Regions from separate parts of the Homo sapiens genome. Here region 2 is linked to region 1. A link is a loop called in an ENCODE intact Hi-C map of the cell type or tissue named here. Cell type or tissue: HCT116. All regions are shown on one strand. Links, peaks and the distances in the headings refer to the core of each region. The heading gives the core; the rest is flanking DNA.

Evidence for each region. Peaks named below come from ENCODE experiments on the same cell type or tissue, not always from the same donor. Only the 100,000 strongest peaks of a DNase experiment are listed, where the experiment ranks them.
Region 2: it touches region 1 in a loop (3-fold over the local background); 3 of 110 quality-filtered maps call a loop at or near these places.

What each region holds. Positions count from the first base shown.
Region 1 is chr18:57,207,755-57,213,122 of GRCh38, forward strand. No RefSeq gene overlaps it. Among named protein-coding and RNA genes, the nearest start is that of LINC02565, 39 kb to the left of the region's middle. RefSeq lists enhancers at 2,085-3,284, 2,213-2,322. In HCT116, for the core only: no CTCF peak of the experiment used is centred there; DNase peaks (open chromatin) are centred at 2,697 and 3,060; H3K4me3 peaks cover 1,231 bases; H3K27ac peaks cover 543 bases.
Region 2 is chr18:57,434,603-57,439,970 of GRCh38, forward strand. ONECUT2 (one cut homeobox 2) reads left to right here and starts at 772. Exons shown (of 2, transcript NM_004852.3): 1 at 772-2,342. The coding sequence starts at 1,115. RefSeq lists enhancers at 1-78, 79-658, 2,773-3,528, 4,285-5,040 and a silencer at 652-701. In HCT116, for the core only: a CTCF peak has its summit at 3,419; DNase peaks (open chromatin) are centred at 369, 679 and 3,399; H3K4me3 peaks cover 1,039 bases.

The DNA of each region.
Region 1 (5,368 bases), core at 81-5,080:
GCACCTTGTGCTGCTGAGCTTATTCAAATGACCATTGCATTAAATATCACCGTGGAGACAGTTAATGCAGTAATATTACCAGCTGGGAATATGCCTTACAGTGGAAGCCAAGGGAGGCAAGAGGAGGTAGTGCGGAAATGGTTTATGTGAAAGACGTCTTCCCTTTACACAAAAATGTCCAAAAACTATTAATTTTGGGCAGCAGCAAGGAAGAAATACATGAAAGGAAAATTGATTTCTATTTAAATGGTATGTTTTCATCACCTTTCTTCAGAGCCTAAGCATTCATCTTTGAGTACCTGTGCTAATTGATTTTGAATGCAATTCAACGCGATCGCTGCACAATAATAAATCTCAGGGCAAAGAGGATAAAGGAGGGAACTTGAGCCAAACAGGAAGTGGTGTGACACGTGGCATCTAAAAGGTGTGTCTGTGTCATCCTGGGGTGAGCTCAGGAGCAGTACTGATGGGAGGCGGGATAGTCTAGGCAGCAGGAGCTGCTTGTTTGTATAACAACCTTGAACTTGAACTCTTCCAGCTGATCCAGGGAGTGTCAACTGCTGGGCCACCGCCTGGGGCTCAGGCGACCTGTCCCCAGGCATGCTGTGGTCCTCTCTGAAGGAGGAAGGCACTCTTGTGGCTACTCTTCCATTCTTCCTTGTAGTACCTGTTGCCTTCTTTCTTTTCCAGCTGCCCCCCCACCACTGCCCACAGCCCTGGTCTTCCTGGCAAGCCTCTTTCTTATTACCCATTCTCCCTAAAGTTCATGCCCATTCCTCCATGGGCTGTCACTTTGGAAGGCAAGTGGCTGAGCTGTTCCCTGGAAGATATAACAGAACCATGCTAGAGACCCTGAACTCTACCAGTGATGGAGGAATGAATCTCAAAATAAGAGTCCAGGCTCCATGGCTGGCACATGGGGCAAGTAGAACCTTTGGGATTCATTTGGGTAACCCCCTAAGGGTGCCTGACCACCTCTGCAAGGGCCATGCCATTGTTCATCCCCAGGAGAGGTGAGGCAGGAAGGGGTTGGCAGGAGGGTGAGGGTGCAAGATTGGATAGGAAGAAAAGGAGTCTACGAGGGCTCTTTGCTACTCAGTGGCCATGTGACAGTTTTAATGTTTCTTTCTTGAGCAGAAATATAGCAGATAAAAAAAGAACCACAAATCTGTCAAAATGCCCTGTGCAAAGAAGCTGAACAATCACAAAAAAGTGTTGTGCCCATTCCTGAAAATATTTTCACCACGTGGTGAAAATAATTCATGGGAACTTGGTCCAATCTCCATGCATCGGGTCAGCAGGTGACTCAACTCAGAAGGAAAGAGCAGATGGTGTGGTGAGTGTGCAGGAGCCCGAGAAAAGCTGAGATTTGGAGACCAGTGGTGGTCTGGTGGGCTTGTGCAGTAGTTAGCCATACTGTTTGTACAGGACCAGCTCCAATTCGCAACAGGATCAAATCTTTATACCGACCCACTTGGCATTCCTGGAAGTTTGATGTGGCAGGGCTACTCTTGAGCAGGACTGAACCGTCTCCAAGCGTTTTTCTCTAAATGATTGAGATCAGGAGTTTATTTCTGAGAATGAACAGTCCTATCCAAGATGTATCTACTTAACCCAGAAGCAACATGTATATGAGATCAAAATACAAAGCCATTGCAGTCAGTTTGGGCATGAAGGCAGTTAATCCAAATTTCCAATGCACAGACAAATCATCCCAAGACAGACTGAATTATTCATGGACTTAATGGTTTATGTTTTGTACAGATATCACTTTATTTTTTATGGTAAGAAGTTTAGTTGCCATGTAAGTATATTGAAAATTAAAATAATTATTTCTGTTTACACGACATGAAATGAACTGGACCCTCATGTCCTACATCTCTCCCCATTGCTATCTCTTTCATTCATTCATTTATTTACAGTCTCTATCCTCTTGCAGTTTACCACTTGGTGGGGGAAAGCAAGCATTAAGCAGATAAGCATTTCTTCCTGTGTTGTGGGGCTACGATAAGAGAGATTTAAAGCAAAAAGGCCTGGCCCCTGGCACAGCCGAGTCAAGCTTTCATTTTCCCCCAGCTTGCCAAGATGCGGTCTCTGTTTCTGTCTCCCCACCTGCCAACCGCCCAGGTGGCCCATTGATTTCTGACATGCCGTGATGTAAAATGGCACATCGTGGTATCATTAGGTGCAATGCTGACAAAGGTAAAAGAAAACCCCTTCTGGCTCATGCTGAGAGTTCCTTCTCTCACACCCACCGCTCACTGTAGCCAGTTCCTGAATTGCATTTACAGCCGGGAGGATGCGGCAGCAAAGACACCCCACGGAGGGAGGAAGAGAAATGAAATTTCTCTCGGACCCATTGATCTCTCCTCTGAGCAATTTACTAGTCGGGGAGGTGGAGAAGCGGCAGGAGAAGCGCTTAGGGCTGCTCTTTATCTCACTTCTGAGGGCTGGGGACATCCCTAAGTGAATCTGCAACTCACTGAGGCCACACTCCCTGCTGACAGTCCCTTGGTGACAAACCCCTGACTTTGCAGGACCAAAACCAAGAAAACAGAGGTAGGCAATAATTTGGAATAGGAAAGAGCGGGCATTAACAAGCTAGACCTTAAGACATCCCTTAGGTGATTAAGGGGCTAAGCTGGCAGGATGTGTGCAGGTCCCCCTTCTGAAAGCTGTGCGGGAGCTGGGACTGCTCAGTCAGCTCCGCCTCCAGCTCAGGGAAAAATGCACAATGACTCATCTTCCTCCTAGCCAGGACCAGCAGGCGCCGAGGGAGTGTCTGCAAGCCTTTCCTCCGCACTGGGCAAAGTGTAGCTTCTCATGATGAAGAAAATCAACCTTCTTTGTGCCAAGAGCGAGTCCTGTGACATTCTTTTGCCCCAGGGTCTGTACTATGAGGGGAGTCCTGAACCCTGAGTTCAGAATTTTATCCTGCCTACAATCCTATGCGAAAATCTTCAGCCTTGGTATTTAGCATTCCATAAAATACCAAACCTGAGAGGGAATTTGGGGGTTTTCCCATGATTACCTGAGGGCAGGGCAGACACTGCACAAAGTGTCACTGAGTTCAATAGACTTCTGTGAGTGATCAGGACTAGATATCACAGAGTGAAAGAGAGGACTTTGACCTTTGACTTTTCCTTGGGTACTCCACCCCAATCTCAGTGCCTTCCCCTCCTCACTCTTCCCTGGCCTGTGCAAAGGCTCCAGGCTTTTTCTGTGGTTTCCACCACACCCTCCTGGAGCCTGATCTTGGATTTCTCACTTGCAACCCACCAGGCAACCGTGTAAGGGAAAATCAGCAGTTTCACTGCAGTCTGAGCTGGCACAAAATACAGGTCACAAAGACCCTGCTAATAAAACAGGATGTGGTAAAGATGCTGGCCAAAGCCCACCAAAACCAAGATGGTGATGAAAGTGACCTCTGGTCACCCTCACTGCCAACCTCCTATCTTATCCTGTGACTTAGAATGCCTAATCTCCTGGGAATGCAGTCCAGTAGGTCTCAGCCTTATTTCACCCAGCCCCTATACAAGATGGAGTCACACTGGTTCAAAATGCTTCTGACACAATTAGTATCTTTTTTCTTTAGTGCAATCATATCTTCAATATAATCAAATTCAGTTACTTCAACAGATGTTCACTGGGCATCTATTATATGCTAGACTGTGGGATGACAGCCATAAACGAGCTGACCTAGTCCTTGCCCTCATGGAACAATTGGTATAGAAGATGAAAGGAGATATGGACAAGGAAACAGAACATTCTAATGCAGTATGATAAAGGTGTTGGCATGGGAAGCTGAAAATGCAGAAGGACTTCCGAGCTCCTGAGAGAGGCCAGTGAGCAAGAAGTGATGTCCAAGCTAAAACCAATAAAATGAGCTGGAGTTAGTTAGCAGGCAGAGGAGATAGGGGAGAAAGGAAGGCGCTGCAGGAAGAAGGAAGAACATGTGCAAAGGATCAGAGGCTGGGCATAGGATGAGGAACTGCAGAAAGTTTAGGATGGCTGGAGCTTGGATGATGGATGATGGGGGAAACAGGGAAAGATGAGGCTGGATAAATCAGAAGGGTGCAAAAACAAAGGGTGTTGCAAGCCTGACAGAGGGTTGGGCTTCATCTCTCTTAAGCACACAGAGAAACCAGTGGGAAGTTTTATAATAAGGGAGTGATAGACTCACAGCACAGTTTGAGAAAGATCTTTCTTGTTGCAATAGGGAGGTGGAGTTAGCAGTGGGTGGACAAGCAGGGAGATCTGTCTGAAAGCTCCTGCAAAGCTCCCACCAGGGAGCATCAGAGGGAATGAAGAAAAGAAGGGCCATGGAAAAGCGATTGAGAAGGAAAGTTGATGTTCTCACTGAGACCTGAAATAGGGAACCCAAGAAAAGAGAATCTGTAGTGAGACAAAGTCTTTCAGTTTTAAGGCTGGATGCTGAAGTACCATGCTCCTTCATCATGCCAGGCACAGAGGAGATTTCACAGACACCAAGCTCCTTGTTGTTGGGTGATGTGTCTTGTTCTCTAAGCACCTGGCACACAATAGGTGGTGAAAAGTGGTTTTAGATGTATTCATGAATGAATGCATTAATAAATAAATTTAACACAAGAGTCTCTAACTTCAAAGTTCTTACAGTCTTATCGTAAGACAAGATTATCCTACATCAAACAATTAAAGAACTGCACAAGATAGAACGTAATTAAGTTCTAAATCATCTAGTTTAGGTTATAAGTGCTGGAGTTTCAGAGAAGGGAAAGATCAATGTGGGCTGGAGGAGTTAAGAATGGCTTAAATATAATTCCCTGACATTACAGTACCGTGGAAACAACAGTGCTGGGCTTAAAATGAAGAGATGAAAGCCAACACATTGAGCCTTATTTACCCAGTGTCGTGCAGCAGACCACCATGATTTTGGGGGACTGAATTAGTAACGTTGGCCTTAGGGGTTAATGCTGTTCAGGTGGACTTATTTGTGTACAATTAATAATGGGTTCTGACATAATTAATTCTCATCATATTCTTTTTGTAATGATTTTTTCTATCAGCATGAACATTCACGGAACGTAAATTGAACCATTTTAAAGTATACAATTTGGTGGCATTTAGTACATTTATATTGTTGCGCAACTAACACATTTAGATCCAAAACATTTCCGTCACTTCAAAAGAAAACCTGTTCATTGTATTCTTTTTTCTTCCTTTTTTTTGAGACAGGGTCTTGCTTTGTTGCCCAGACTAGAGTACAGTGGTGTGATCATGGCTCACAGCAGCCTCGACTTCCCGTGCTCAAGTGATCTTCCCACCTCAGCCTCTCAAGTAGCTGGGACTACAGGTGTGAACCACTATATCTGGCTAATTTTTGTATTTT
Region 2 (5,368 bases), core at 321-5,320, 230 kb after region 1:
CAGCTCCCGGAATTCTAGTTTTGTTTTGCAATCTAGCAGGGCTCTTCGGAAGCCTCATAACTGAGATTTATGGGCTCACCGGGTAATTAAATGATGTTATTGTGTTAACTTTGCATGCATTACTGCTGCCCGCGCCGCCCGTGGGCCGCCGGCCGGCCGCAGCTCGCTGGCGACGAGGGCACTACAGTTGCTCTGACCGCGTAGATTATGCATGTCCCGGCCTCGGGAATTTACCATGCATTAGAATACATTAGCGCCTGCATTTTAAAAGGCTAAACTATTGGCTCCCAGCTAGGGACTCTCGGTAAGTGGCTTGTTAGTGACGAGTGTTTGTCTATACTGGCACATAGCGGAGTCTTTTGCTCCCGGCTTACTCGCCTCCAGGAAAGCTTTGGGGTGAGGCGAAGGCGATTGAAGCAATGCCCCTTCCCCCAGATCGCAGCTGCTCAGGGGGGACACAGCACGGCATCTTTCACCGAATCTCTCTCGCTCGCTCGCACTCCAGCCTCCCTCTCCCCAGCGACCCCCCCACCTTCTCCTCCCTCCCTCTCCTTGACGTTTGATTCCAGTAGCAAAGGAGGTAAAAAAGGCACCGAGCCGTCAGCCAAACCTGAAAAGTGCGGCCCCGCCCCCTCCACAGCCACTGGTAGCTTCCCGTGGAAGGCCCGCCTCCCGGGGCAGCTGCGGCCTCGGAGTGGTTGCGCTTGGCGCCCGTCGGGCGTGGCCCCGCCCCAGGTCCGGGAGGGTAGGTTGGCTGCCCCGGCGAGCGGCAGAGCCCTTCTGGACAGCTCCCGCTCACCCAAACAGAAGACGTCGGCGCCGGAGCGGGCTCGGACATGGCGAGGCTGCGAGCCGGCCCGAGCGGCGGGGCCCGGTGATCCCTCCCTCCCTCCCCGTCCCCTCCCCTCTCCCGCACGCACGCCCCGTCCGCCCCCACCCCGCCCCCACCCCGGGCGAGCCCGCCCGCAGCCCGGGGCGCACACCCGCACGCGCACTCCTCTCCACTCACTCCCGCGCCCGCCCCCACTCCCGCAGCCGAGCCCCGCCACGCGCGCCTTGCCCGCCCGCCGGCCGCCCCCGCCGCCCCCGCCGCCCCCGGGCCCTGATGGACTGAATGAAGGCTGCCTACACCGCCTATCGATGCCTCACCAAAGACCTAGAAGGCTGCGCCATGAACCCGGAGCTGACAATGGAAAGTCTGGGCACTTTGCACGGGCCGGCCGGCGGCGGCAGTGGCGGGGGCGGCGGCGGGGGCGGCGGGGGCGGCGGCGGGGGCCCGGGCCATGAGCAGGAGCTGCTGGCCAGCCCCAGCCCCCACCACGCGGGCCGCGGCGCCGCTGGCTCGCTGCGGGGCCCTCCGCCGCCTCCAACCGCGCACCAGGAGCTGGGCACGGCGGCAGCGGCGGCAGCGGCGGCGTCGCGCTCGGCCATGGTCACCAGCATGGCCTCGATCCTGGACGGCGGCGACTACCGGCCCGAGCTCTCCATCCCGCTGCACCACGCCATGAGCATGTCCTGCGACTCGTCTCCGCCTGGCATGGGCATGAGCAACACCTACACCACGCTGACACCGCTCCAGCCGCTGCCACCCATCTCCACCGTGTCTGACAAGTTCCACCACCCTCACCCGCACCACCATCCGCACCACCACCACCACCACCACCACCAGCGCCTGTCCGGCAACGTCAGCGGCAGCTTCACCCTCATGCGCGACGAGCGCGGGCTCCCGGCCATGAACAACCTCTACAGTCCCTACAAGGAGATGCCCGGCATGAGCCAGAGCCTGTCCCCGCTGGCCGCCACGCCGCTGGGCAACGGGCTAGGCGGCCTCCACAACGCGCAGCAGAGTCTGCCCAACTACGGTCCGCCGGGCCACGACAAAATGCTCAGCCCCAACTTCGACGCGCACCACACTGCCATGCTGACCCGCGGTGAGCAACACCTGTCCCGCGGCCTGGGCACCCCACCTGCGGCCATGATGTCGCACCTGAACGGCCTGCACCACCCGGGCCACACTCAGTCTCACGGGCCGGTGCTGGCACCCAGTCGCGAGCGGCCACCCTCGTCCTCATCGGGCTCGCAGGTGGCCACGTCGGGCCAGCTGGAAGAAATCAACACCAAAGAGGTGGCCCAGCGCATCACAGCGGAGCTGAAGCGCTACAGTATCCCCCAGGCGATCTTTGCGCAGAGGGTGCTGTGCCGGTCTCAGGGGACTCTCTCCGACCTGCTCCGGAATCCAAAACCGTGGAGTAAACTCAAATCTGGCAGGGAGACCTTCCGCAGGATGTGGAAGTGGCTTCAGGAGCCCGAGTTCCAGCGCATGTCCGCCTTACGCCTGGCAGGTAAGGCCGGGGCTAGCCAGGGGCCAGGCTGCTGGGAAGAGGGCTCCGGGTCCGGTGCTTGTGGCCCAAGTCTGCGCGCCGAGTCACTTCTCTTGATTCTTTCCTTCTCTTTCCTATACACGTCCTCTTTCTTCTCGTTTTTATTTCTTCTTCCATTTTCTCTTTCTCTTCCGCTCTTCCCCTACTTTCCCTTCTCCCTTTTCTTTTTCTTTCTTACTCTCTCCTTGTCCCTGAGCTTTCATTGACCGACCCCCCCCCATTTCATTCGCCCTCCCCTCAATGTGCCAACCTTTGCCCTATTTCCGATCTTCCCAGGTACTGGGAGGCGGGATGGGGGTGTGCGTTTTCCTCTAGGAGCCCTGTCTTTCCAAGACCCACAGAAACCAGGACCTGCCCTTATTCAAAACCCCATGCACTTCAAGTCTCTTTTAGACAACACATTTCAATTTTCCGGGCTGACTAGTCTCCCTGTGCAGAGGCAGTTGAGAGGCTTTGCTCTGCAGAGGGAAAAGAGCTCTCTACTCTCCCACCCACCATATAGGCAAACTTATTTGGTCATTGGCTGAAGGCACAGCCTTGCCCCCGCGGGGAACCGGCGGCCAGGATACAACAGCGCTCCTGGAGCCCATCTCTGGCCTTGGCGTTGGCGCAGGGACTTTCTGACCGGGCTTGAGGGGCTCGGGCCAGCTCCAATGTCACTACCTACAGCGAGGGCAGGGTGTAAGGTTGAGAAGGTCACATTCACCGCTTTGGGAGGACGTGGGAGAAGAGACTGAGGTGGAAAGCGCTTTGCCTTGCTCACCGGCCGTCCTTGCCCCGGTCCCAGCGTTTGCTGGGATTTGCCAGGATTTGCCGGGGCTCCGGGAGACCCTGAGCACTCGCAGGAAGAGGTGCTGAGAAATTAAAAATTCAGGTTAGTTAATGCATCCCTGCCGCCGGCTGCAGGCTCCGCCTTTGCATTAAGCGGGCGCTGATTGTGCGCGCCTGGCGACCGCGGGGAGGACTGGCGGCCCGCGGGAGGGGACGGGTAGAGGCGCGGGTTACATTGTTCTGGAGCCGGCTCGGCTCTTTGTGCCTCCTCTAGCGGCCAAGCTGCGAGGTACAGCCCTCTATTGTTCTAGGAGCACAGAAACCTCCTGTGTGGGCGGCGGGTGCGCGAGCTAGAGGGAAAGATGCAGTAGTTACTGCGACTGGCACGCAGTTGCGCGCTTTTGTGCGCACGGACCCCGCGCGGTGTGCGTGGCGACTGCGCTGCCCCTAGGAGCAAGCCACGGGCCCAGAGGGGCAAAATGTCCAGGTCCCCCGCTGGGAAGGACACACTATACCCTATGGCAAGCCAGGGTGGGCGACTTCCCATGGATCGGGTGGAGGGGGGTATCTTTCAGGATCGGCGGGCGGTCTAGGGGAACAATTCGTGGTGGCGATGATTTGCATAGCGCGGGTCTTGGGATGCGCGCGGTTCCGAGCCAGCCTCGCACAGCTCGCTTCCGGAGCTGCGAGCTCAGGTTTCCACCCCCGATCCCCCGGGCTTTCCTCGCACCGCTGAGCCCAGCTTGTGGGGTGCACTCGACCAACGCCCGACAGGGCTGGGGAATGTGACAGGCAGCAGGTTCACCCGGGCTTGGGGAGGGGGAGTTTCCGCTTTGACAGCATTTTCCTTTGCCGTCTGCTGGTGGATTCCTATTCCCAGTCGGTAATCGCCCCGCAGTGTTGATCTAAGAAGGTAAAGAAAACTAGGTTTCCCTGCAAAGAGCCTCCCCCAAATCGGCGGACTCCGGATACTTTGAGTGGATTTAGAAATTTATGTAATCTTTCTCCTTTAGTTTATTTTTCATCCTCTCCTACAGTTTTCTCTGATTTGCTGTTGGTTCGGGGCAAGATAAAGCAGCCAGTAGAGAGCGATAATAATAGCGGCGGGAAATGAACTGGAGACTGGCTGACAGTTCTTAACATTTTGTCATAGATCCCCCCGAATGTCCCAGGCTGTCTCTGGTGGGTTTTAGTACCCGCCGGCTTCTTGGGCACCGGGGACCAGAAGGAACTTGGCAGCTGGTCTTAGGGGTACAGTTAAAGGCAGGATGACAGCTATTCTCCTGCTCATCTCAGAGCGCTGCCGCCCCCTCATGCCGGTCGCGCAAAGAACACAGCTTTTAAAAAACACGTGCCTTCTGCCCATATAGGTCTGAAAGTGATGAGGAAAGTAATGCTTCGCCTATTAGCGAGTTTCAGCTTTTAAAATGATCCCAAGCGTTGCTGAGATGAGAAAGCGTGGCATCCCGGGGGTCCTCAGCCCCACCCGCGCCCATGGTGCAAGTCTGCAGGGACAGGCCCGGGACAGCACTGCCCACGCTGCTAGATTTTCCGCAGAGGATCGCTGAAGCTGCCTTCGTGGGAGACAGAATGCCTCCTCCAGCGAGTGGAAAAGGCCTGCTGAGGACCCCGCTTTGCTCGAGCATTCAAATGTGTGTCTGTTTTATTACCCTGGGTTGAAAAGGGACAAGAGCTTTAGCCTTTTTATCTGGCCATTTTATCAGCAACTACAAGTGTGTTGAGTGGTTATTATTACATAGGAGGCTTTTCAGTTTGGGGTCAGTAGATCAGTCTCTTCAGACACTGATGCAGAAGCTGGGACTGGTAAGTAGGTATTATGTGCTCGGAGCGCTAGGGGACAGGAGCAAATGGAGAAGAAAAGCGGAGGCTTTCTCCGCCCGGAGTATCGATCGGAATCCCCGCCGGTACGCCGCAGAGGGCCCTCGCCGTTGGGCCCCGGGGGTTTAACAAGCCCAGCCGCTCCGCAGGCGGCTCGGCCGGACTCTCAGACCGGTGCCTGGAAGACACCGTCCCTGCCCCCCTCCCGCCAAACCTGCCTCTTCTCTTTCTCTCATAGGTTATAGGTTCCCTTTCTCTCTCATTTTGGCCCCGCCCCCGGGTCCTGCCAAACAGCCAAGCAGGCCGGGGTTTAGGGGGCTCAGAATGAAGAGGTCTGATTTGGCCAGCGCCGGCAAAGCTCACCCTTAGGCGAGGTC